4 separate regions of the Homo sapiens genome follow, and regions 1, 2 and 3 are each linked to region 4. The links are chromatin contacts, found by Hi-C or POLR2A ChIA-PET in ENCODE. All regions are on one chromosome and are shown on one strand. The core of a region is the stretch at or near the end of the contact, and the rest is flanking DNA. Distances in the headings are between cores, read along the strand shown.

Region 1 (7,047 bases), core at 3,563-6,062, 1.0 Mb after region 4:
CTTCCTCAGCCTCCGGAGTAGCTGGGACTACAGGCGCCCACCACCACGCTTGGCTAAGTTTTTGTATTTTTAGTAGAGATGGGGTTTCACTGTATTAGCCAGGATGGTCTCGATCGCCTGACCTCGTGATCCGCCCAACTCGGCCTCCCAAAGTGCTGGGATTACAAGCGTGAGCCACCGCGCCCGGCACGGTATTTTTACTGTATCTTTTCTATGTTTAGGTACACGAATATTTATCATTGTGCTACAATTGCCTACAGTTTTCAATGTAGCCACAGGCTATGCAAGTTTGTCACCTAGGAGCAATAGCCTGTACCTATACCCTAGATGTGTAGCGGGCTCTACCATCTAGGTTTGTGTAAACACATTCTGTGATGTTCACACAACAATGAAATCGCCTAAAGACTCATTTCTCAGAACATATCCTCATCATGAAGTGACGCATGGCTGTATTATCCAGTGGAACATTATTCAGCCATGAAAAGAAATGAAGCCCTGACACATACTGCAGCAAGGATGACCCTGAAAACGCTGTGCTAAGTGAAAGAAGCCAGACGCAAAGGACTCCATATGGTAGGGTCCCATTGCTATGAAATGCCCAGGCAATTCATCAAGACAGAAAGTGGATGTAGTAGTTGTTGGGTTGGGAGGAAGGGCGGAATGGGGAAGTGACTGCTCATGGATACAAGCTTTCTCTTAGGGGTGATAGGATGTTCTCAATGTTTTGTTTGTTTGTTTTCTTTTGTTTTGTTTTGTTTTTTGAGATGGAGTCTTGCTCTTTCACCCAGGCTGGCATGATCTCGGCTCACTGCAACCTCCGCCTCCCGGGTTCAAGCGATTCTCCTGCCTCAGCCTCCCGAGTAGCTGACATCACAGGTGTATGCCACCACACCTGGCTAATTTTTGTATTTTTAGTAGAGACAGGGTTTCACCATGTTGGCCAGGCTGGTCTCGAACTCCTGAGCTCAGGCAATCCGCCCACCTCAGCCTCCCAAAATGCTGGGATTACAGGCATGAGCCACGGCATCTAGCCATGTTCTCAAATTGATTGTAACGATGGCTGCACAACTCTGTGAATTTACTAAAAGCTATTGAATTGTACACTTTATTTTGGTTTTGTTTTCATTTTAAGAGACGGGGTCTTGCTCTCTCGCCCAGGCTGGAGTGCAGTGGTTACGATCTGGGCTCATTGCAGCCTCAACCTCCTGGGCTCAAGTGATCCTCCTTCCTCAGACTCCTGAGTAGCTAGGATTACAGGCGTGCACCACCACGCCCGGCTAATTTTTGTATTTGGCAGAGACGGGGTTTCACTGTATTGTCCAGGCTGGTCTCGAACTCCTGACCTCAAGTGATCTGCCTGCCTTGGCCTCCCAAAGTGCTGGGATTACAGGTGTGAGCCATGGCACTCAGCCCGCATTGTATACTTTACATGGATGAATTGTGTGGTATGTGAATTACACCGCAAAACCGTTTAAAAAAGAAGAAAGGGTGGAGCCTTTCTGAACCTATTCTGGTTCAGAGGCTGCCAGATTCGCAAAATATTTTTTAAAAGAAAGAGAGAAATGGGGTGGGGGAGGGAGGAGGAGTGTGGGGGGGAAGAGGTGGAGAAAGAAAAGAAAGAGAAAAAAAAGAAAGAGAGAAAGCAAGCGGGGAGGAAAAGAGGGAGCGAGGGAGTGGGGAGAGAAAGCAGGCGGGTTTGAGAGGTCAGTACTGAGTCGGCAGGAGGGGATAGCTGGAGACCGGGGTCGGGGTGTGTGAGTGGGGACAGTGAACATAAGTGCATCTTGTAGCACCTGATTCATTGTCACTCCAGAAATGTCACCTTCTTTCACTGTTTGGGGTTTGTGCTTATTGGGTCGTCACTATTGCCAGACTTGCTGCAAGAGAGGGTCAGCCCTGAGCCAGCAGGGGGCAGCAGAGCACCACACAGATCATGCACAAGCGCTGCAGCTACCTTGAGCCCCCCCATGCGCCCACCCCGTCTCTGCCCCTTTCTTTACCCCTCTGGGAACCCAGAGAGTCTATCCAGCTCTCCAACCCCAAACCTGGACACCTCCCTCCCCACTCTCACGGCAGGCACCAGGCCCTGCCCTCCAGGCCTCTTGAACTTGGCCTTCCCCAGTACCTGCAGCCCAGCCCTGGGCCAGGCAGCTTCTCTCCCCTCCCTGCCCCAGCCTCCCGCCTGGACTCCTCCCCACTCCCATTCTCCTACCACAGAGCAGCCCAAGGGATCTTTCTAAAGCCCAAACTCAACCTAGCCCCTTCCTGCTCAAAACCATCCATGGCTCCCCAGTGCCTTAGAGTCCAAGCTCCTCACCACTGCCTCCAACGCCTGCAAAGTCCAGGGGACGCTCAGTCTCATCTCTCAGCACCCACCGCCCTCTCACCTTCACCCCTGGTCTACAGTCCCCCAGATTTAACTTCTTTCTGTTTCCCCACACACTGTGTTCCATCTCACTTCCAGGCCCTTGCACACCCCCAGGCACACAGCTCCACTCTTCCTGCCCACCCCATTCACCCTCCAAGTCTCAACTCATACACCTCCTCCTCCAGGAAGCCCTCCTTGACCTCCAAGCTGGGTCAGATCTCTCCTGTGAGCTCACCTACCCCAGCCCCGCCCAGTCTGGGCCATCACTGCCTGGGGATGGGTCTGTCCCGCTGAACTATGAGCCCTATAAGCACAATTGCTATCTCCATCACTGAGGGGCTCCCAGCACTGACCAGCACAAGGCAGAGGCCCAAGGAGTGTGGATGCTCATTATACACATCCTTCCCTTTCCCAACCTAGCAGTCCCCATTCATTCATTGACAAACGTCTGTTGAGCAACTACTATCACCAAACTCTGTTACATGAACTTGACTGGCATGAGAGAGGTGAAGATAAACCAGCCCAGCTCCTACTCTCAGGGAGCTTGAGGTCTAGTAGGGGAGATGACCTGGAACTCAATGTAATAATAATAATTAATAATAAACATTACCGAGCACTTATTATACGCCATGCACTATGCTAAGGGCTTTACATTTATTCACTGATATCCTCACAACGGTTCTGTGAGTGAAGTTATACCATTGAAAGTAATGGCAAAGCCAGGCGCAGTGGCTCACTCCTGTAATCCCAGCACTTTGGGAGGCCGAGGCGGGCAGATCACCTGAGGTCAGGAGTTCGAGACCAGCCTAACCAAGATGGAGAAACCCTGTCTCTACTAAAAATTAGCTGGGCATGGTGGTGCATGCCTGTAATCCCAGCTACTTGGGAGGCTGACGCAAGAAAATCGCTTGAACCCAGGAGGCGGAGGTTGCGGTGAGCTAAGATCGCGCCATTGCACTCCAGCCTGGGCAACAAGAGTGAAACTCTGTCTCAAAAAAAAAAGTAATGGCAAATTGGCTGGGCGCAATGGCTCACTCCTGTAATCTCAGCACTTTGGGAGACCGAGGCGGGCAAATCACAAGGTCAGGAGTTTGAGATCAGCCTGGCCAACATGGTGAAACCCATCTCTACTAAAAATACAAAAAATTAGCTGGGTGTGGTGGCAGGCGCCTGTAATCCTAGCTACTCAGGAGCCTGAGGCAGAAGAATCGCTTGAACCAGGGAGGCAGAGGTTGCAGTGAGCCGATATTGTGCCACTGCCCTCCAGCCTGTGGGACAGAGCAAGACTCCGTCTCAAAAAAAAAAAAAAAAGTAATGGCAAAAGCCACAATTACTTTTGCACCAACCTAGTACTGTGATTATCCCCATTTTACAGATGAGGAAACTGAGGTTAAGTAAGTGAAGCTGACCAGGCAAAGTGGCTTATGCTTTTAATCCCAGGACTTTAGGAGGCAAAGGCAGAAGGACCGCTTGAGCTCAGAAGTCCAAGATGAGCCTGGGTAACAGCGAGACCCAGTCTGCACACACAAAAAAATTTATTTATTTACTTTCATTTATTTATTTATTTATTTATTTTGAGATGGAGCCTCTCCCTGTCACCCAGGCTGGAGTGCGGTGGCACGATCTCGGCTCACTGCAACCTTTGCCTCCTGGGTTCAAGCGATTTCTGGCTTATTTTTGTATTTTTAGTAGAGACGGGGGTTTTACCACGTTGGCCACGCTGGTCTTGAACTCCTGACCTCAAGTGATCCACCCACCTCGGCCTCTCAAAGTGCTGGGATTACTGGCGTGAATTACCGCACTGGGCCAAAAATATTTAAAAATTAGCCAGGCGTGGTGGTGTGTGCCTGTGGTCCCAGCTACCTGGGAGACTGGGGTGGAAGGACTGCTTAACCCCAAGAGGTCAAGGCTGCGGTGAGCTGTGATTGTGCCACCACACTCCAGCCTGGGCGACAGAGCGAGACTCTGTCTCAAAAAAAAAAAAAAAAAGGTGAGGTCACCCAGGGTATCAGTGGACAAGCTGAGAACAAAACCAAAGTTTCTAACACCGAAAATTTGTCTTCTGCTCATCCCAGCCTGAAAGGAAGGTGAACCAAGATGCAATCCATGCCCATTCAAGTGGGGTCTGTGTGTCCAGGCAGAGGTGTCTGCCCTCTACAAAGGGCACAGGGGAGAGAGTGATGCTTAACCCAAAGGAGGTCTCGCTGATGGTGGAATTTCAGGCACCGTGTTTATGTTTGGCCTAATTAGCTTGAGACCAGTGTCCTTGACGGGAACTAAGACGCCCCCCACGCCCATCCCCGGCTCCCAGGCTCTCTCCACCCAAGTTCTGCCCACCAGGGCACACTGCTTCCCTCTGCCACCTCCTCTTCCCACGAGCCCTGGTACACCCTAGATTCTCAGGGCTGTGGCTCCTTGCTTTACAAATGAGTAAGTTGGTGGCAGGGAAGGAAGTGGGCTGGGCCATGACCAAGAGTCACTATGATTCACGGGGAAAACCCTGCCCTCCCGATTCAACTCTGTGTGCAAAAAGGTTTTGTGCGGGTTCCTAGGGTCTCAGGGTCAATGGATGTAGATAGACCACTAGAGGTATACACAGCCACTGTCCACCAACTCTCCCACCCCCCGGGTCTGCCTACAGCCCTGGATGGGGATCCTGTACCGGGGGGGCGGTTGGGGGGTTGGACAGGTGTGGGTTGAGGTGTTGTTTACATGTTGAACACACTGGGGTTCCAGGTAAGTTTCCGTCAGAAGAAAGCACTTCACTGCTGAGGCAGAAATTTCAAAATATTGAACCACTTTTCGATCCTGGCAGAAGGGAATTTTCCCAGGGTGATAAAAGTGTTCTAAAATTAGATTTGAGTGATGGCTGCCCAAAAGGAATTATGATATTATTCAAGAAATCATGGCTTTGCTGAACAACAGAAAACTCGAACACTGAGCATTTGAAGATATTAAGGAATTGTTGATTTTTATGTTCACTGTTTAGGTGAAATGATAGCATTGTGAGTGTGTTATTTTTAAATGAGTCCTTATCTTTTAAAGATACAGGCAGAAATAGCTATAAAATGATCTGATGGCTGGGATTTGCTTTCAAATAATACAGGAGAGGGCCGTGGGTGAGGAGAGGGAACCAGATTGCCTATGAGCTGAGTGATGGGTATGTGGTTGCGAGGGCAGACACCATTCTTCTCTCTGCTTTCGATGGGTGCGTAGAATTTCCCATAATAAAAAGTGGTTTTTAAATTGTTTTGACCATTGGCCTCGCGCGGTGGCTCACGCCTATAATCCCAGCACTTTGGGAGGCAGAGGCAGGCAGATCACTTGAGGGCAGGAGTTCGAGACCAGCCTGGGCAACCTGGTGAAACCCCATCTCTATTGAAAACACATAAAAATTACCCGAGTATAGTGGCATGCGCCTGTAATCCCAGCCACTCGAGAAGCTGAGGCAGGAGAATCGCTTGAACCCGGGAGGCAGAGGTTGCAGTGAGCTGAGGTCGTGCCACTGCACTCCAGCCTGGGCAACAGAGCGAGACTCCATCTCAAAAAAGAAAAAAAAAATTGTTTTAACCATTCTAAAGGAATGAGAAAAGAATTCTACAACTTTTGTTTTTTTGTTTTTTTTTTTGAGACAGAGTCTCACTCTGTCCCCCAGGCTGGAGTGCAGTAGCGTGATCACAACTTACTGCAGCTTCCATCTCCTGGGCTCAAGTGATCCTCCTGCCTCAGCCTCCAGAGTAGCTGGAATTACAGGCATGTGCCACCATACCTGGCTAATTTTTTTTTTTTTTTTTTTGAGATGAAGTTTCACTCTTGTTGCCCAGGCTGGAGTGCAATGGCGGGATCTTGGCTCACTGCAACCTCTGCCTCCTGGGTTCAAGCGATTCTCCTGCCTCAGCCTCCCCAGTCGCTGGGATTACAGGCATGCGCCACCATGCCCAGCTAATTTTGTATTTTTAGTAGAGACGGGGTTTCTCCATGTTGGTCAGGCTGGTCTCGAACTCCCGACCTCAGATGATCTGCCCGCCTCAGCCTCCCAAAGTGCTGGGATTATAGGTGTGAGCCACTGTGCCCAGCCTTTCTTTTTATTTTATTTTTAGTAGAGATGGGACTCACTATGTTGCCCTGGCTGGTCTGAAACTCCTGGGCTCAAGCAATCCTCACACCTCAGCCTCCCAAAATGCTGGGGTTACAGGAGTGAGGCACCATGCCCAACCCAGGCCTAACCATAATTCTAAATCCAAGTCCAACCCCTTCCCACTTTCCTGAAGGGAAAAATGAGGTGCAGAGAGAGGAAGGAACCCCTAACCAGGTCCCTTTAGGGTCCCAAGAGAACCCTGGCACTCTCTGCTGGCCTCCATCCCCCTAACTCTGCCCTTCACTTCCTCCCCTCCAGCACCTTCCAGAAAAGCTCTAGGTGGCTAGTCCCCCTCTGACCACCTTCTCCCACTTTCCCCTGCCCCTCACTCAGCTCCAGTCACACCAGGCTCCCTGCTGTCCTTATGCTCATCAAAGCCCCTCCTGCCCCAGGGCCTTGAATTCACTTGTTGTACCTTCTACCAAAAACACTCTCCTCCCACACACCCACAGGCTCCCTCCTCTGTCGCCTCCTTCAGGCCAGAAAAAGCGCCACCACCACCACCTCCCAAACTAAAACAGCAACCCCTGCTCCTCTCTAT
Region 2 (6,340 bases), core at 3,707-6,206, 1.2 Mb after region 4:
TCAGCTCCATAGCTCCGTCAGGAAGCCTTTGCCCCTACCTATGCCCCTACCTTCTAGTGGTTATGGCTCTTCAGTGAAGTGCCACCTCTGGGACTCCTTGACACTAAAAGTCAACTCCCCAGGCGGGCGTGGAACCCACCCAGTCATTTGTCACCAAACTTGGTGCTCAGCCTCATGCTTGTGACCCAAGGGTGTGAAACTCCAGCCTACACCTCTGGGGCATTTTTTTCTTTCTTTTTTTTTTTTTCCTTTTTTTTTTGGCAGAGCCTTGCTGTCACCCAGGCTGGAGTGCAGTGGCACAATCTTGGCTCACTGCAACCTCCACCTCCCGGGTTCAAGCGATTCTCCGGCTTCAGTCTCCCAAGTAGCTGGGATTATAGGCACCCGCCACCACATCCTGCTAATTTTTGTATTTTCAGTAGAGACAGGGTTTCACCACGTAGGCCAAGCTGGTCTCAAACTCCTGACCTCAGGTGATCCATCTGTCTCGGCCTCCCAAAGTACTGGGATTACAGGCTTGAGCCACCATGGCCAGCCTCCTGGGGCTTTCTTCCTGGGCTCATCCCTGCTCACAAAGAACAGCCAGGAGAGAGCTAAGCCCACTCATTCGTAGGCCAGGAGAAAGGAGGTGCTAGAGGCCTTCCTAGAAGAAGACTTCCTGGGGACTGGTTCTTTTGTTCAATGGATAAACGGGGGTCCCAGGATTTTGCAAAGCAAGTTAGTAGCAAGGCTGGCACTAAAACCCAGAGGTCCTGGTCCACAAACCTGGCCTCAGATTGGGGAGAGAAGGTCAGAGAGATCTAAAGCACATTTATTGCCAGGCGCGATGGCTCACACCTGTAATCCCAGCACTTTGGGAGGCTGAGGTGAGAGGATCACTTGAGGGCAGGAGTTCAAGACCAGCCTGGGCAACAAAGCGAGAATCAAATTCTACAAAACATTTAAAAATGCACCGAGCAGCCGGGCACAGTGGCTCACGCCTGTAATCCCAGCACTTTGGGAGGCCGAGGCAGGTGGAGCACGAGGTCAGGAGATCGAGACCATCCTGGCTAAGACCATGAAACCTCGTCTCTACTAAAAATACAAAAAATCAGCTGGGCGTGGTGGCAGGCACCTGTAGTCCCAGCTACTCGAGAGGCTGAGGCAGGAGAATGGCATGAACCTGGGAGGCGGAGCTTGCACTGAGCCAAGATCGCGCCACTGCACTCCAGCCTGGGCGACAGAGCAGAGACTGTCTCAAAAAAAAAAAATGCACCGAGCATAGTGGCACATGCCTGTAGTCCCAGCTACTCAGGAGGCTGAGGCAGAGGATCCCTTGGGCTGGGAAGTTTGAGGTTAGAGGGAGCCAAGATCTGCACTCCAACCTGGGCGACAAAGCACAACCCTGCCTCAAAATTAAATACATAAATAAATTAAGCACATTTATTTATTTTACTGTTTTATTTTATTATTATATATATTTTAAGAGACGGGGCTCTACCATGTTGCCAGGCGTGTCTTGAACCCCTAAATTCAAGTGATCTGCCAGCCTTGGCCTCCCAAAGTGCTGGGATTGCAGACATGAGCCACTGCGCAAGGCCTATTTGTGTATTTATTTATTTTAGAGACAAAATCTCTCTGTCTCCCAGGCTGGAGTGCAGTGGCTCAATCACAGCTCACTGCAGCCTCAACCTCCCTGGGCTCAGGTGATCCTCCCACCTCGGCCTCCCGAGTAGCTGTAGCTGCTATGCATTTATTATGTGTGCGCCTATTTGTCCAGCCATCCTCACACCCAGTTTGTGCCAAGCCTGAGACACAAGCTATCTGGAGCTCACATGGCATGGAGGTTAAAAGCACAGACTGGCCGGGTGCAGTAGCTCACCCCTGTAATCCCAGCACTTTGGGAGGCTAATGCAGGCAGATCACAAGGTCAGGAGTTCGAGACCAGCCTGACCAACATGGTGAAAGCCCGTCACTACTAAAAATACAAAAATTAGCCGGGCGTGGTGGTGCGTGCCTGTAATCCCAGCTACTCAGGAGGCTGAGGCAGGAGAATCACTCAAACCTGGGGGGCGGAGGTTGCAGCGAGCCGAGATTGATTGCGCCACTGCACTCCAGCCTTGGCAACAGAGCCAGACTCCGTCTCAAAAACAAAAAGAGCACAGACCATCCGGGCCCAAAAGAAGCACCCGGCCTGCTATGTGTCTTTGCTGGGTGGCTTGGGGCAAACAACCACCCTGTGCCTCAGTTTACTTTTCAGTGAAATGGGGATCACCATGGTGTCCCCTTCATGGGATCCCTGTGAGGAACTAACTAAGAGAAATAAGGTGCTTAGAAGAGTCAGCTCTGGCTCTGCCATTTTGTTTATTTTTATTTATTTTTAATTTCTATTTTATTTTATGTTTTTCAGACTGAGTCTCACTCTGTTGCCCAGGCTGGAGTGCAGTGGTGCGATCTCGGCTCACTGCAACCTCCAACTCCCGGGTTCAAGCGATTCTCCTGCCTCAGCCTCCCAAGTAGAGACAGGGTTTCACCATGTCGGCCAGGCTGGTCTCGAACTCCTGAACTCAAGTGATCCACCCGCCTCAGCCTCCCAAAGTGCTGGGATTACAGGCGTCAGCCAGGGCGCCCCGCCCTGGCTCTGCCATTTTGTAACTCAGTGAGTCACTTCATCTCTCTGCTTCAGTTTCCCTATCGCCCATGGCGCTGCATGGCTTACATGAGATAATATTCGCAGTGCACTTAGATCAGTGCCTGGCACACGGTAAGTGCTGACTACATGTATTAACAGTATCGTAAGTGCCGGGCGCGGTGGCTCACACCTGCAATCCCAGCATTTTGGGAGGCTGAAGCGGGTGGATCAGGAGGTCAGGAGTTTGAGACCAGCCTGACCAACATGGTGAAACCCCGTCTCTACTAAAAATACAAAAATTAGCCGGGCGTGGTGGCGCGCGCCTGTAATCCCAGCTACTCAGGAGGCTGACTCAGGAGAATCGCTTGAACCCAGGAGGCAGAGGTTGCAGTGAGCCGAGATCGCGCCACTGCCCTCCAGCCTGGGCGACAGAGCGAGACTCCGTCTCAAAGAAAAAAAAAAAAAAAGGATCATAACTAAGACTCGAATGCGGAGGGATAACAGCCTCTGCTACTTGAAACCTAGTCCTTCTGGGGAGGAAAGCCCAGGTGTGTGGCAGGTGGAAGGGAGGGCGAGCCTAGGTGGTCCTCTTGCTAGGGCAAGAAGCCCCCAAGCACCTGCCCCCAGCTGAGCAGCTCCGCGCCTCCTGGCCCTGGACGAACTTGGGCCCAGACTGGCGCTCCGTGGCACCCCCTCCCCCGGCCTCCCGCTTCGCGCCCTCATCCCGCCCCCCGGCGCGGCCTCACCAGCTCCCCCTGGGCAGCCCAAAGAATGCGAAGAGGTAGGTGGGGGTAGGGAGGAGGGCGAGCCGCTGGGAGAGACAAAGGGCCCGAGTCTGAGCGAGAGACACAAAGACGCGAGGAGGCTGGGGAGATAGGGGAAGTGGGACAAGGACGCGGGGAGTGACCAGGTCCGGAGGCCGGACTGGAGCCCAGCCCCACCCAGCCCGGCCGGGCCAGCGCAGCGCGGGGGCCGGTCTCTGCTGCCCCCTGGCGGGTGGCTGCGGTGAGAAGGCGGCGCGGAGCAGGTGTTGGGAGGGGAGGACCAGGGCGCGCAGGGAGGTAGGGAGGGAAGGAAGCAGAGAACAGAGCAGGGACAGAGAGACAGCGAGAGAGACTCGCACGCAGAGACAAGAGACGCCGAGAGGGAGACACAGAGAAAGAGACAGGGACAGAGAGACACAGATAGAGACAGAGAGAGACACACGGAGAGACAGAGACAGAGAAGCACAGAGATAGAGAGGCACAGAGATAGAGACAGAGAAACACAGAGACAGAGAGGCACACAGAGACAGAGAGGCACAGAGACAGGCCGATAGAGACAGAGATACACAGAAATAGAGACAGAGACAGAGAGGCACACAGATAGAGACAGAGAGACACAGAGACAGAGTCAAAGGATGGAAAGAGACATGGGGACCAAGTGACCCAGAAACAGTGACAGACAGGCCGGGCTTGGTGGCTCACGCCTGTAATCCCAGCATCTTGGGAGGCCGAGCCGGGAGGATCGCTTGAGGCCAGCCTCAGCAACATAGTGAGACCCCGCCGCCCCCCCGCCCCGTCTCTTTTATTGAAATAAAGAAACAGTGACTGACAAAGGAAGACCAGAAACAGAGCGACACCGAAGCATGAGGACGGAAAGACCCAGAGAGGCAGAAATACAGGGACAGAGAGGAAGACCCAAAGAGAGTGAGAGAGACACAAAGACACGTAAGAGAGACAGAGAAATCCAGAAAGAAACGAGTGCAGCGACACCTAGAGTTCGGGGCAGAGATTAGAAACGCACGAGGGTACGAGAAACAGGCTCAGGGCGATGGGCTCGACCTGCGGGGAGGTCGCACAACCGGGACGTGCTGGGGGCAGAACCGTAAAGCCCCACGTGCCTCAGGCAACTGTGATGAGAGGACCCGGGCAGGCAGGAAAGGGCAGGATTCGAACTGTGGGTGGGACAGAGGCCAGGACGGACTGAGCTAAGAGACCGAGAGAACTCCGGCTAGGGCGAGGGGCGGGGCTGGTGGAGGCGGGGCTGGTGGGGGCGGAGTCGGCCGGAAGGGCCGAAAGGGGCGTGGCAAGACCTTGGCGAGGCGGCCGGTAGGCAGGGGGCGGGGCGTGGGAACTACTCGGGAGCAGAGGGGGCGTGGCTAGACCTTAGGGGGCGTGGTTTAACGCCGGGAGCGAAGGAGACAGAATTCTTTGGCAGGGGCGACCTTAGAATCCTGGGGAGGAGCGAGAATGGAATCCCGGGGAGGAACAGGGGTGGAATCCGGGGGGCGGGGTCAGAACGCCAGGAGGGGGCGGGGCCGGAGCCAGGGTCGGCTTGACTCGGGGGAGCAGCGGGTGGATCCTGTGACGTCAGCGGGTTCGAACCGCCGGAGCTGAGCGAGAGGCCGGGGGTGCCGAGCCGGGCGGGGAGAGCTGGGCCGGGAGAGCAGAACAGGGAGGCTAGAGCGCAGCGGGAACCGGCCCGGAGCCGGAGCCGGAGCCCCACAGGCACCTACTAAACCGCCCAGCCGATCGGCCCCCACAGAGTGGCCCGCGGGCCTCCGGCCGGGCCCAGTCCCCTCCCGGGCCCTCCATGGCCCGGGCCGCTGCCCTCCTGCCGTCGAGATCGCCGCCGACGCCGCTGCTGTGGCCGCTGCTGCTGCTGCTGCTCCTGGAAACCGGTGAGACGAGCGGACGGCCCCCTGCCCTCGCGCGGACCCCCTCCAACCTTACCTTCCGAGCTGGGGAAGCCGAGCACCTTCCCCGCCCACCCCCGGCTCCCCGAGCCCCCTCTCGCGTGCCCCCTTCCTGGCTGGCCCCACAGACTCCGACCCCCTACACGTCCGATTCTCTCGAGGAGACTCTGACCCCTCCTTTCTGCATCTCTCTCACCACCACCCCCATCCTTCTTAATCCAATTGCCCATCCTACGCCTGCTTGTCTGTCCCCCTCCCCATTTCTCGGATTCCCGCGCCGAAAGGGTTAAATCCCAGGAAGGCCTGGTGCCCCCTCCCCACCCCGCGCCGAGTAGTTCACCCGGATCTGGGTCTCTGTCTCCTCTACCCCTCTCAGGAATGTGGGGAATGTTCCCCCCACCTACCGCAGTAAGGTCTCGAGGAAGAGGCGAGACCACCTCCCTCCCCTATTTTTCCTTCTTCCCGGCTTGGGCGTCTGAGGCCCGGAGAGAACTGAGGACAAGCGGACCTGATTCGGGTCCCTTGGAGGGCTAAGGATAAGAGTTCTGGCGACTTAGGGGGAAGGGCCTGAGCTCGGAGCTCCAACCCCGAACCTCAGGGAGTTGGGGGTTCTGACTCCGTGGACTCCAGAAAAATTAGGGGCCGGGGGCTCCGTCTTCAGGGTCCCTGGTAGAATGGAGGCTAGGCGCTAAGTCTAACTGGGATCTAGGTAAAACTGGGGGCGAGAGAGGATCAAACTTGTAGCTTCTGGATTTAATTGTGGGCAGGGGGCTTCGTTTTCAGGGTTCCCGGCAGAACCGGGGGACAGGAGACTCGATCTCGTGGGCTTCAGACTTAATTGTAGGCAGAGGAACGTCTTCTGAGATCCAAACAGAAGTGCGAGCAGCGGGCCCCGTCTCTTGGGCTCCAGATATGATCAAGGGTCGAAGGCTCTGTCTTGAGGCTGGAGTCTCAGTCGCCTGAGTCCCAGATAGAACGGGAGGCCCCGAGTCCCAGAGGCTGGGAGACTCCTCCCTTTCCCTATGAATGGTCGGGGGCGACGGAGACGTCGC
Region 3 (6,496 bases), core at 1,074-3,573, 1.1 Mb after region 4:
CTCCAGCCTGGGTGACAGAAAAATAATAATAATAATTCAATCACTCACCCCTCAACTTCCAAAGCTCCTCATGGGTGACAGTCCCAGCATTCCGGGGACAGCTCTAACGCCAGAAGTCATACCTTCAATGCATTTCTCGGGGCTCCACTCGCTTGTCCTCACCACATTGAGTAAACCCAGAAAGACAGAGGACATCTCTCCTAGATGCGTGTGTGAAATCTGCCAGATTCTAAATGCCTGGGACATTCCAAAAAGTGACTTTAAGAGCATTGGCCGGGCACAGTGGCTCACACCTGTAATCCCAACCCTTTGGGAGGCTGAGGTGGGAGGACAGACTGAGCCCTGGAGTTCAAGACCATCCTGGGCAACATGGGTAGACCCCGGCTCTAACCCCGAACATGGTGGCACGTGCCTGCAGTCCCAGATACTCAGAAGGCTGAGGTGGGAGGATCGCTTAAGCCCAGGAGGTTGAGGCTGCAGTGAGCTGTGACCATGCCACTGCACTCCAGCCTGAGTGACAGCGAGAGACTTTGCCTCAAACACACACACACAGAGTCAGGGGACGGTGGCTTACACCTGTAATCCCAGCACTTTGGGAGGCCAAGGTGAGTGGATTGGCCAGGAGTTCAAGACCAGCCTGGGCAACATGGCAAAATCCCATCTCTACAAAAATTAGCCAGGTATGGTGGCACCCACCAACTTGAGAGGCTGAGGTAGAAGGATTGCTTGAACCCAGAGGCAGAGGTTGCAGTGAGCTGTGATTCAGCCACTGCACTCCAGCCTGGGCGACAGAGGGAGACTGTCTCAAAAAACAAAAAGAAAAAAAAAGAGTGTGAGAGGTAAACAGAACACATCTTTTCTTTTTTTCATTGTTTGTTTGTTTTTTGAGACGGAGTCTCGCTCTGTCGCCCAGGCTGGAGTGCAGTGGCGTGATCTCAGCTCACTGCAAGCTCCGCCTCCTGGGTTCATGCCATTCCCCTGCCTCAGCCTCCCAAGTAGCTGGGACTACAGGCGCCCGCCACCACGCCCGGATAATTTTTTATATTTTTAGTAGAGATGGGGTTTCACCGTGTTAGCCAGGATGGTCTCGATCTCCTGACTTCATGATCCGCCCGCCTCGGCCTCCCAAAGTGCTGGGATTATAGGCATGAGCCACCGCGCAGCCGAACACATCTGTTCTTTAAGTGTGTTTTCAGACCTTCACATAAGCCAGACTTTTACTTTATAGAAAGGGAAACTGTGGCCCAGGGATGGAAGAGACTGACTTGGTGAATCGATAGGTCTGGGATTCCATGATTCACCATAACCAACCGACCAAATCTGTCAGCATTCTTGGGACAACCAGCATCGTGTGCCTCCTGATATCATGTACAGAGAAGGACACAGCATCACTTCTGTAACACTCCTGCCACCAGAATCTAATCACAAGGAAACATCACACAAACCCAAATCAAGGAGACCTTCTCCAAAAGAACTAGCCTATAATCTTCAAAAATGTCAATTCCATGAAAAACAAAGAAAGGCCAAGGAACCGTACCAGACTGAAGGAAACCGAAGAGATGAAAACTTTTTGCTATGACAGATAGTTTGGGGACAGCTGGCAATTTGCATACAGGCTGCACTGTTGGATACTACTGTCACTGAGAAATGTACACTGCTCCTCTGTACTGTGGTGGTGTAAGAGAACGTCCTTACACTTGGAAATGCAACTGAAGCATTTAGAGGCAAAGGGACGTAATGTCTGAAACTATTCTTGCAACTTCTCTGTAACTTTAAAATAATTTCAAAAGAAAAACAAATGATTTCAAAGTAAAAGTCATGGTTTAAGAGTCTGTGATTTTGGCCAGGCGCGGTGGCTCTCGCCTGTAATCCCAGCACTTTGGGAGGCCGAGGCGGGCAGATCACTTGAAGTCAGGAGTTCGAGACCAGCCTGGCCAACATGGTGAAACTCCGTCTCTACTAAAAATACAAAAAATTAGCCAGGTGTGGTGAGATGCGCCTGTAATACCAGCTACTCGGGAGCGTGAGGCACGAGAATCGCTTGAACCCGGGAGGCGGAGGTTGCAGTGACTAGAGTTCGCGCTACTGCACTCCAGCCTGGGCGACAGAGCGAGACTCAGTCTCAAAAAAAAAAAAAAAGAAAAGAAAAGTCTATGGTTTAAGGTTCTGTGTTTCCGAGTATCTCTAAGTCTGTGCATGCATTTGTGGTCAGAGTCTGGGGAGCTGGGGGCGTGAATGGGCTGCTTCAGACACTGCTTTGAGGGTGTGACCAGGACCTGAGGGTGTGGTTAAGGTGTAGGGGTGGGGCTAGGCCCTTGGGGGTGGGACCACAGTCCCAGAGGCGTGGCCAGGGCCTCGAAGGTATGGCCATAGTTTGAGGCGTGGCCGAGAAACTCCGTTCCCAAGGGAGGTGGTAACTCTGTGCTCAGAGCGCCCTCTTGTGGCTATCCTCAGGTCTCCACTTTTTATTCAATAGCTTTATTTCGTTTTATTTTTTTCAACTTTCATTTTAGATTCAGGGAGTACATGTGCAGGCTTGTTACCTGGGTATATTGCATGATGCTGAGGTTTGGGGTACGACTGATCCCGTCACCCAGGTACTGAGCATAGTACCCAACAGTTTTTCAACCCTTGCCCCCTCCCTTCTTCCCTCCCCACTTTAGCAGTCCCCAGTTTCTATTGTTGCCATCTTTATGTCCCTGAGTACTCAACGTTTAGCTCCCACTTACAAGTAAGAATGAGCGGTATTTGGCTTTTTCATCCAGCCTAACTGTTTTATTGAGATATAATGTGTATACCATACAATTTACCTCTTTAAAGTGTACAATTCTGGCCGGGCGCAGTGGCTCATGCCTGTAATCCCACCACTTTGGGAGGCCGAGGTGGGAGAATTACTTGAACTCAGGAGTTCAAGACCAGCCTGGGCAACACAGAGAGACCTCGTCTCTATAAAAATAAAAATAAAATTTTAAAAAGTGTACAATTCAGTGACTTTAGTATATTCACAAAATAGTGCAATTATCACCAGACTTTTTTTTTTTTTTTTTTTTTTGAGATGGAGTCTAGCTCTGTCGCCCAGGCTGGAGTGCAATGGTTCAGTCTCAGCTCACTGCAACCTCTGCCTCCCAGGTTCATGCCATTCTCCTGTCTCAGCCTCCCGAGTAGCTAGGATTACAGGTGCATGCCGCCATGCCCGGCTAATTTTTTATACTTTAGTAGAGACAGGGTTTCACTGTGTTGCCCAGGCTAGTCTCGAACTCCTGAGCTCAAGCAATCCACCTGCCTCAGCATCCCAAAGTGCTGGGATTACAGGCGTGAGCCACCATGCCTGCCTCACCAGATTCTATTTTAAAACAGTTGTTCACCCCAAAAAGAAACCTCATACCCATTAGTAGTCACTCCCTATTTCCCCTCAACACCCTTCCAGCTCTAGACAACCCATAACATACTCTCCCTTTTTTGTATTTTTGGACATAACATAGTTGTACATATTGTGGGGGTACATGTGATGTTTTGATACATGTATACAATGTGCAATGATGAAATCAGGGTAACTGGGATATCCATCACCTCGTTTATCTTTTCTTTGTGTTTAGAACATCACAATTATTCTCTTGTAGCTTTTTTTTTTTTTTTTTTTTTTTTTTGAGATGGAGTCTCGCACCGTCGCCCAGGCTGGAGTGCAGTGGCGCGATCTCAGCTCAATGCAAGCTCCGCCTCCCGAGTTCACGCCATTCTCTGCCTCAGCCTCCAGACTAGCTGGGACTACAGGCGCCCGCCACCAGGCCCGGCTAATTTTTTGTATATTTAGTAGAGACGTGGGTAACACGGTAAGACGTAGTAACACGGGGTTTCACCGTGTTAGCCAGGATGGTCTTGTTCTCCTGACCTCGTGATCCACCCGCCTCTGCCTCCCAAAGTGCTGGGATTACAGGCGTGAGCTACTGCGGCCGGCCCCCCCACCTTTTTTTTTTTTTTTGAGATGGAATCTTGCTCTGTCACCCAAGTTGGAGTGCAACGGCACTATCTCAGCTCACTGAAACCTCCACCTCCCGGGATCAAGAGATTCTCCTGCCTTAGCCTCCCGAGTAGCTGGGATTACAGGCGCATCTCACTGCGGCTGGCTAATTTTTGTTTTTTAGTAGAGAGGGGGTTTTACCATGTTGCCCAGGCTGGTCTCGAACTCCTGACCTCAGGTGATCTGCCTGCCCTGGCCTCCCAAAGTGCTGGGATTACAGCTGTGATCTGCCCAGGCTGGCCAGTGACTGGCTTCTTTCACTTAGCATTATGTTTTTTTTGAGATACTTCATTCCTATTAGCAGGGAGTGACATGCACCTGTGGTCCCAGCTACTCAGGAGGCTGAGGCAGGAGGATTGCTTGAGCCCGGAAGATCGAAGATGCAGTGAGCTGAGATTGTGCCACTGCGCTCCACTCTGGGAGACAGCACAAGACCCTATCTCAAAACAAACAAACAAACAAAAAATCATTCCTTTTAATGGCCAAAGAATTTTCCGTTGTATGAGCAGACCACATTTTGATTATCCATTCTTCAACTGATGGACATTTAGGTTGTTTCCACAAGTCTTTGGGTAGATATATGCTTCCAATTCTCTGGGATATATATATACGTAGGAATGCTCTAGCCCTGTGTTTAACATTTTGGGGAGCTGCCAAACTGTTTTCCAAAGCAGCTGCACCATTTTACATTCCCACCAACAGCGTAGAGGGTTCCAATTATTTCTCCATATCCTTGCCAACACTTGTGATTGTCTGTCTTGTTTATGACAGTCATCGTAGTGGGTGTGAAGCAGCATTCACTGTGGTTTTGATGTTCATTTCCTTAGTGGATCACATTGTGGAGCATCTTTTCATGTCATTCACTTCATTTGTATCCACTTTGAGTCAAATCTGGAAAAAGAGTTATTATAGTTGCAAAGTGGATACAAAAAAACCTGTCAAATCTAGGAAAAGAGTTCATATAGTTGCAGATTTTTTTTCTTTTTTAGACAAGATCTCACTGGGTCATCCAGGCTGGAGTACAGCAACACAATCATAGCTCACTGAAGCCTCAAACTCCTGGGCTCCAGCAATCCTCCCACCTCAGCCTCCCGAGTAGCTGGGACCACAGGCAGCATCCCAGCATGCCCAGTTTTTTTTTGTTGTTGTTGTTCTTTGTTTTTGTCTTTTTCAGACGGAGTCTCGCGCTGTCGCCCAGGCTGGAGTGCAGTGGCATGATCTTGGCTCACTGCAGCCTCCGACTCCTGGGTTCAAGCGATTCTCCTGCCTCAGCTTCCTGAGTAGCTACGATTACAGGTGCGTGCCACCATACCCAGCTAAGTTTTGTATTTTTCATAGAGATGGGGTTTCACCATGTTGGTCAGGCTGGTCTCGAACTCCTGAGCTCATGATCCGCCTGCCTTGGCCTCCCAAAGTGCTGGGATTACATGCGTGAGCCACTGCACCCAACCATTTTTGGTTTTTTGGTTTTGCTTTGTTTTGTTTTTGTTTTTGTTTGTAGAGACAGGGCCTTGCTATGTTGCCAGGTTGGTCTCAAACTCCTGGCTTCAACCGATCCTCCCACATCAGCCTCCCAAAGTGACAGGATTACAGGCGTGAGCACCACCCCTCTTCCAGCTTGTGGTGTTCACTGGTAATCTTTGGTGTTGTTTGGCTTATAGATGCATCACTCCAATCTCTCTGCCGCCATCGTCATATGTTGTGTGTGTGTGTGTGTGTGTGTGTGTGTGTGTGTGCACCTGTAACTGTATCCAAATTTCCTTTTCATAAGGATATCAGTCAGATTTAGGACCCACCCTAATCCAGTAGAAACTTATCCTGATCTGATTACATTTGCAAAGACCTTATTTCCATATAGGGTCACATTCATAAATTCCAGTGAACATGAACTTGGTGGGGAGGGGAATGATTCAACCCAGGCCACTCATTATTATGTGTTTATGACACACACTGTTGGTATTTGTGTCCAGTTCATTCACCTTAATTGCTGCGCAAGAGTTTATTGTGAGAGTACACCACAATTTATGTCAGGCTGCTGGTGGTGAACACCCACCTTGTTGCCAATTTCCTCCACTTCCAACAAGAATGCAATTAACATCCCTGAACATGTCTCTTGGAGTTTCTTAGGGCAGTATCTTTCAAACGGCCAAACAAGATCCATTAGTGGGTTGTGAAATCAATTTAGTGGGTTATAAACAATTTTTCCTTTAATGAAATGGAATTAAATAGAAGCTATTAGAGTGCATGCTCATAGTCGGAGTGAGAGCTCTTCTGTGAAACTTTTGCTTCAGGTGTCTATAGCTGTATTAATGTCCAGCAAAAGTGTTTACAAGCCACAGCTCTGAAAGAGGTAACTGGACAAATGACCTGTCCATTTGTCCAAAGGTCTCGTGGATGCTGCCAAATTGCTCTGCAATGTAGTTTGTCCATTTGCACTCAGAGCAGCTCCTTGCCAATACTTGCCAGTCAACACTTTGA
Region 4 (6,489 bases), core at 493-2,992:
CCCGCCCCTAGCTCCTCCTCGAGGCTTTAGTCCCTCCCTCTAGCTCCTCCTTGAGATTCTAACTTCGCCCTTTAGCTCTCCCCGCCCCTAGTTTTCCCCTGAGGTCATAACTCCGCCCCAGTCCCTTCTTGAGGTTTCAGCCCCACCCTGTAGCTCCTCCCCGAGGTCGTAACCCCCGCCCCTTGGCCCCTTGAGGTCCTAGCCCAGCCCCGTAGCTCCTCCCCAAGCTTATAACCCCGCCCCTAGCCCCTCCTTGAGGTTCCAGCCCCGCCCTCTAGCTCCTCCCCGAGGTTATAATCCTGCCCCTCAAGAGTCTAGTCCCACCTTCTAGCTCCTCCCGAGGTTATAACTCCGCCCTCTGGTTACGCCTCGAGGTTATAACCCCGCCCTCTGGCTCCGCCTCGAGGTTCTAGCCCCGCTCCTAGCTCTTCCTCGGTCTGTAACCTCTCCCGTAGCTCTTCCTTGAGGTTCCAGCCCCGCCCTCTGGCTCCTCCCCGACACTCTCTCCCCGCCCCAGGCTCCGCCCCGAGATTGCAGCCCAGTCCCTAGGCCCGGTCCCCGACCTCCGGGCCTTCCCGGACATCCCTTTCCAGCTGCGCGTTCGGAGTATCCCGGAGCTGTTACTCATTCCCGGCCTCCCGCGGTCTCGAGCGCTTTCCGGGTTATTCATCGCGGCCCCAACACCCTGTGGCCACCCGCCCTGACTCAGTTCCTTCTCGAATTCCTCGACCCAGAGCCCCCCACATTTTCCGGGGAAGTAAGTGAGAGTCGCCTCAGTGAGAGGGAAAGGTCCTGAGGGACAGTCCCGGGTCTCCAGCACTGGCTCTGCGCCGCTCAGTCAGCCTCCCTTTGGGCCTTTTGTAAAAGGGGGTCCTGTCCCCCCGTTTCTCAGAGGGGGAGACCCAGCAGCGTGGAGAGCGCTGGGGGGCGCTGCAGGGTCAGATCCTGCGTATTCAAGCACTGGCTGTGTGATTTTAGGCCAGTTATCTAACCTCTCTGTGCCCTAGTTTCCTCTGCGAAACGAAATTAATAAAGTCCCATCGCCTAGTTTGAAATTGCAAGGAAGAGGCTTCGAAGAACTCCATTTAAAAAAAGAACACTTGGGCCGGGCGCGGTGGCTCACGCCTGTAATCCCAGCAGTTTGGGAGGCCGAGGCAGGTGGATCATCTGAGGTCAGGAGATTGAGACCATCCTGGCTAACAGAGTGAAACCCGGTCTCCACTAAAAATACAGAAATTAGCCGGGCGCGATGGCAGGCGCCTGTAATCCCAGCTACCCAGGAGGCTGAGGCAGGAGAATCGCTTGAACCCGGGCGGCAGAGGTTGCAGTGAGCCGAGATCGCGCCACTGCACTCCAGCCTGGGCGACAGAGTGAGACTCTGTCAAAAAAAAAAAAAAAAAAAAAAAAGCACTCACTAAATTATGTAAAGCTAAATGCCTTTGCTCCACTAATATTTCCTTAGCTACTGAGTGCCAGGTACTGCGCCGCGTGGCGTTGCACAAAGCACGAGAATTACTATTATTTGATTAGGGAGGATGCTGAGGACTGAACCGCATTCCTCCAACTCATCCTCTGACAACCCCCAACCCCCTCAATTAGACCCTGTTCCAGGCGCAGGCGTTCGGGACCCAGCCCCTACCTGGGACGCAGGTGTGGAGCAGCAGCAGCAGCGGCAGCAGCGGCGGGTGACCCATGTCGCGAGGGCAGCTCCTGTGCGCGGGGTCCCTGCACGTCTTCTCTCCTTCTGGCCTCAGGAAGGAGGCAGTTTTGTGGCCCCAGGGACTCCTCCCAGACGTTTTGCGAAAGAGCGAGTCAGCCCCAGATGCGTGGGCGCCTCCCCCTCCTCCCGTACGAACCTCCTCCGCCACAAACTTCCCTTCCCGGGGCGCGGCCGGCTGGTGGTGAAGGGGCTGGCTCGGCCCTGACTCATGGAGTTGTGATCACAGCTCTGTCCCCAGATTGCCTGGGTGCAAATCCCAGTTCTCTCTCTTCCTAACGTGGGACCCGGGGCAATCGCTCTCCACTGCTGTAAAATGAGGATAAAAACTTTGACGGTAAATATGAATGTGGCTGATTATTTGGCTAACAGGATTTTTGTTAGTTTTGTCAGGAGGGATACTGGTATTTTGGAAAATGTCCTTATCTAGAGATGCATCCTGAAATATGCATCTCTTAAACACTTAAAACACTTAACCCTTGCTTTGCTTCCCGCTGTGCCCCCAGCTCCTGGACCAGTGCCCAGCACGAAGTAGGTCCTTGGTAAATGTTAAAGGAATGTGTTGAGCCCTCCATTTTGGCCAGCAGCTATTCCAGGCATTGCACCTACATTAAAACACTTAATGGTGAAACCCCGTCTCTACTAAAAATACAAAAATTAGCCGGGCGTAGTGGCGTGTGTGTGTTACTTAGGAGGCTGAGGCAGGAGAATCGCTTGAACCCGGGAGGCGGAGGTTGGGTTGCAGTGAGCCGAGATCGTGCCACTGCACTCCAGCCTGGCAACAGAACAAGACTCCTTCTCACAGAAAAAAAAAAAAAAAAAAAAAAAGACACTTCAGCCAAAAAAGTAGATATCACTGTTACGACAATGGCTGTATGCTTAGGTGGGATTCTGGTTTTTGTTTGTTTGTTTGTTTTTGCAGATGCTTACTAGAGTATTTAGTGGTGAATGTTATTGATGTCTGCATTTTTTGTTGTTGTTGTTTTGGGGATTTTTGTTTTGTTTTTTCTTTTTCTTTTGTTTTCATTTTGATGTCTGTATTTATTTTATAATATTTTAGAAGAGGTCAGATGAGGTGGCTCATGCCTGTAACACCAATGCTTTGGGAAGCCAAGGCAGGAGGATCACTTGGGGCCAGGAGTTCAAGATCAGCTTGGGAAACATAAAGAGCCCTCATCTTTCCAAAAGAAATTAAAAATAAAATAAAATTAGCTGGGTGCAGTGGCCCGTACTTGTAGTCCTAGGTAGTTGGGAGGCTAAGGTGGGAGGACCGCTTGAACCTGGGAACTGGAAGCTGCAGTGAGCTATGATTGCACCACTGCACTCCAACCTGGGCAACAGAGCGAGACCCTGTCTCAAAAAAATAATAAATAAATAAATACTTGAGTAGAAAATAAAGGCAAAATAGCCAAATGGTTGTATCAATTATATAAAGGTAATCAGTATATAAGGGCATATTATGCCATTCTGTCTCCTTTTCTGTGGGTTTGAAAAGGCTTATAATAAGTTTTTTCTTTCTTTTTATTATTTATTTATTTATTTATTGAGACGAAGTCTCACTCTGTCACCCAGGCTAGAGTGCAGTGGTGCAATCTCGGCCACTGCAATCTCCGCCTCCTGGGTTCATGCAATTCTCCTGCCTCAGCCTCCTGAGTAACTGGGATTACAGGGGCACGCCAGCACACCCGGCTAATTTTTGTATTTTTAGTAGAGATGGGGTTTCACCATGTTGGTCAGGGTGGTCTCGAACTCCTGACCTCAGGTGATCCACCTGCCTTGTCCTTCCAAAGTGCTGGGATTACAGGCATGAGCCACTGCACCTGGCCAAGTTTTTTTTTTTTTTAAGTAAAATAAAATACTAAAGATAAAATTGTCTCCCCGTCTTAGGATGCATCTAACTAAACAGAGCAATTTAATGTAGGTGCAATGCCTGGAATAGCTGCTGGCCGAAATGGAGGGCTCAACACATTCCTTTAACATCTACCAAGGACCTACTTTGTGCTGGGCACTGGTCCAGGAGCTAGGGGCACAGCAGGACGCAAAGCAAAGTTCCCACCTTTTGTTGTGTTGACAGTGGGGAGCAGATATGTGTTATCTAATCTTTCACTGTCTGAGAGGGATAAGCAAACTGGAGAAAACAAAGCAGGCTGAAGGAAGTATCTGGGTGCAAATGAGGTGTGAGCTGTTTTAGGTGGGTGATCCAGGAGGGGTTCCCTGAGCAAGTGGCATTCAAGCAGAGGCTGAATGCAGTGAGGGAAGAAGTAGGGCAGATGGGCAGGGAACCTTTCCAAGGAGCAGGAACAACCAGTGCAAAGGCCTTGAGGTGGAAGCCTGATGAGATTCTAGGAACAGAAGAGATGTCAGTGTGGCTGGAACAGATTAGGAGAGGAAGAGAGTCGTAGGGGATGAGTAAGTGGTAGCTACTTCTACTGCTGTAATAATGATTATACTATGTGATTTGTTGTCGTTGTTGTTGTTGTTTTTGAGACAGAGTCTCACTTTGTCTCCCAGGCTGGATGCAATGGCGTGGTCTCGGCTCACTGCAACTTCCACCTCCCAGGTTCAAGGGATTCTCATGCATGCCTGGCTATTTTTTTTTTTTTTTTGAGTCGGAGTTTCTTTCTTGTTACCCAGGCTGGAGTGCAATGGCACGGTCTCGGCTCACTGCAACTTCTGCCTCCCAGGTTCAAGAGGTTCTCCTGCCTCAGCCTCCTGAGTAGCTGAGATTACAGGCATTCTCCACCATGCCTGGCGAATTTTTTGCATTTTTAGTAGAGATGGGGTTTCACCATGCTGGCCAGACTGGTCTTGAACTCCTGACTTCAGGTGATCCACCCGCCTCAGCCTCCCAAAATGCTGGGATTACAGGCTTGAACCACTGCGCCCAGCCCTAATTTTTGTATTCTTAGTAGAGATGGGGTTTCGCCATGTCGGCTAGGCTGGTCTCGAACTCCTGACTTCAGATGATCAACCTGCCTCAGCCTCCCAAAGTGCTGGGATTACAGGGGTGAGCCACCGCACCCGGCCCTAATTTTTGTATTGTTAGTAGAGATGGGGTTTCACCATGTCTGCCAGGCTGGTCTCTAACTCCTGACTACAGGTGATCCACCCACCTTGGCCTCCCAAATTGCTGAAATTACAGACATGAGCTACCGCTTCCAGCCTGTACTATGTGATTCTTACTAACTCATTGAAGCTGTAAGCTAATGATTTTAAGATAAGGTTAGAAAACAAAAAACAAAAAAACTCCCAATGGTGAGCACAGTGGTTCATGCCTATAATCTCAGCACTTTGGGAGGCGAAGGCTGGAGGATTGCTTGAGCTCAGGGGTTCGAGACCACCCTGGGCAACATAGTAAGACCTTGTATCTATAAAAAAATAAAATTACAGCCTGGACAACATAGCGAGACCTTGTCTCTATGAAAAATAGAAAAATTAGCCAGGTGTCGTGGTGCACACTTGTGGTCTCAGCTACTCTCTGGTTGAGGTGGGAGGATCACTTGAGCCCCAGGGGTTTGAGGCTGCAGTGAGCCAAAATCGAGCTACTGAACTCGAGCCTGGGCAACAAAAGTGAGACTGAAAAAAAAAAAAAAAAGAACTCCCAGAGAATTTCCTAAGAGGTAGTATAGCCCAATGGTTAAGAGTGTGGGAGCTGGTCTCAGATTGTGAAAATCTAAATTGCATCTACATATTGGCTGTGTCACCTCTAGCAGGTTACTTAATCTATCTCTGTGCCCAAGCCCCTTATCTGGAAAGTAGAGATAGCAAGTATCACCCTCCCAGGGCTGGTGTACTGCGGAGGTAAAAGAATCCACCTAAAATGACTGAGCATGGTGGCTCATGTCTATAATACCAGTGCTTTGGGAGACCAAGGCAGGTGGATCACTTGAGGTCAGGAGTTCAAGACCAGCCTGGCCACCATGGCAAAACCCTGTCTCTACTAAAAAATACAAAAAAATTAGCTAGGTGTGGTGGCATGCACCTGTAGTCCCAGCTACGCAGGAGGCTGAGGCACGAGAATTGCTTGAACCTGGGAGGCAGAGATTGCAGTGAGCCGAGATCGCACCACTCCACTCCAGCCTGTGCGACAGAGCTAGACTCCATCTAAAACAAACAAACAAACAAACAAAAAGAAGAATGCTCCTAAGATGCTTGCCACAGTGCCTGGTACATAGTATGTGCTCAATAAAAGCGATAGCTGCCAGTATTATCATTGTTGCAACTCTGGACATTCACCTCTTCCTGGAGTAGGAAGGGAGATGGAGGCCTGTCATTGAGTCTGACGTCAACAGTTATCACGCGTCAGCTGCTGAAGTGGGCACTTCCCTGGCTGGGTCACCCTGGGCCAATGACATTCTTCTTTCTGAGCCTCAGTTTTCTCAGCTGGAGAAGGGGATCCCTCTTGGGCTGGTGTGAAAACTAAACTAGATCGGAATGTACATGAGGTGGGGAAATAGACAGTTGGGGTGTTGGTCCAAGCAGGCTTGAGACCCAGCTCAGCCACTTGCTTCTGGGTGACCCTGGGCAGATGGCTTCACTCCATCAATCCCCGGCTTTGCCACCTATGAAATGGGTCTGGGGTGGGTAGGGGGCATCTCTCAGTGAAGAGAAAACTCAGGTTTGAGGGTCATGCGGAGCTGTGTGCTGTGCTGCTACCACTTCCTGGTGGGATGACCTCACTTCTCTAAGCCACAATTTCCCAATTTCCCTTTTTTTTTTTTTTTTTTTTTTTTTGAGACAGAGGCATGATCATAGCTCACTGCTGCCTTGAA

The links. Hi-C counts contacts between places; a loop is a spot of excess contacts on that map. ChIA-PET counts read pairs that join two places held with the same protein, here RNA polymerase II (POLR2A). Pooled maps may share reads with other maps.
Region 1: a loop to region 4 is called in a pooled map, with 9 times the contacts of the local background. The contact joins the enhancer-like site here to the promoter of PLAUR in region 4. A Hi-C loop is called at or near these places in 5 of 50 pooled maps.
Region 2: a pooled map shows a loop between it and region 4 (10-fold over the local background). The contact joins the promoter of NECTIN2 here to the promoter of PLAUR in region 4. A Hi-C loop is called at or near these places in 6 of 50 pooled maps. POLR2A ChIA-PET finds 5 or more read pairs at or near these places in 4 of 52 experiments (AG04449, IMR-90, PC-9 and 1 more).
Region 3: a loop to region 4 is called in a map of naive thymus-derived CD4-positive, alpha-beta T cell, with 21 times the contacts of the local background. The contact joins the enhancer-like site here to the promoter of PLAUR in region 4. A Hi-C loop is called at or near these places in 1 of 168 maps with a recorded cell type or tissue (naive thymus-derived CD4-positive, alpha-beta T cell) and 6 of 50 pooled maps. POLR2A ChIA-PET finds 5 or more read pairs at or near these places in 1 of 52 experiments (RWPE1).

What each region holds. Positions count from the first base shown.
Region 1 is chr19:44,687,444-44,694,490 of GRCh38, forward strand. LOC107985306 (a long non-coding RNA gene) reads left to right here. Exons shown (of 3, transcript XR_007067268.1): 2 at 1-573; 3 at 789-1,101. Among named protein-coding and RNA genes, the nearest start is that of CEACAM16, 8.2 kb to the right of the region's middle. RefSeq lists enhancers at 1,764-2,265, 2,266-2,765, 4,991-5,060. Within about 2 kb of position 4,813, at least 23 of the 41 ENCODE cell types and tissues checked have a DNase peak (open chromatin) inside an H3K27ac peak, as active enhancers do.
Region 2 is chr19:44,841,341-44,847,680 of GRCh38, forward strand. NECTIN2 (nectin cell adhesion molecule 2) reads left to right here and starts at 4,957. Exons shown (of 9, transcript NM_001042724.2): 1 at 4,957-5,273. The coding sequence starts at 5,186. RefSeq lists silencers at 3,321-3,720, 4,588-4,637, 4,718-4,797, 4,928-5,027.
Region 3 is chr19:44,768,413-44,774,908 of GRCh38, forward strand. No RefSeq gene overlaps it. Among named protein-coding and RNA genes, the nearest start is that of CBLC, 6.2 kb to the right of the region's middle. Within about 2 kb of position 2,324, at least 4 of the 41 ENCODE cell types and tissues checked have a DNase peak (open chromatin) inside an H3K27ac peak, as active enhancers do.
Region 4 is chr19:43,668,427-43,674,915 of GRCh38, forward strand. It overlaps PLAUR (plasminogen activator, urokinase receptor), which reads right to left and starts at 1,743. Exons shown (of 7, transcript NM_002659.4): 1 at 1,640-1,743. The coding sequence starts at 1,694. LOC124904724 (a long non-coding RNA gene) reads left to right here and starts at 338. Exons shown (of 3, transcript XR_007067264.1): 1 at 338-757; 2 at 1,600-2,054. RefSeq lists silencers at 242-471, 512-591 and an enhancer at 1,512-1,811.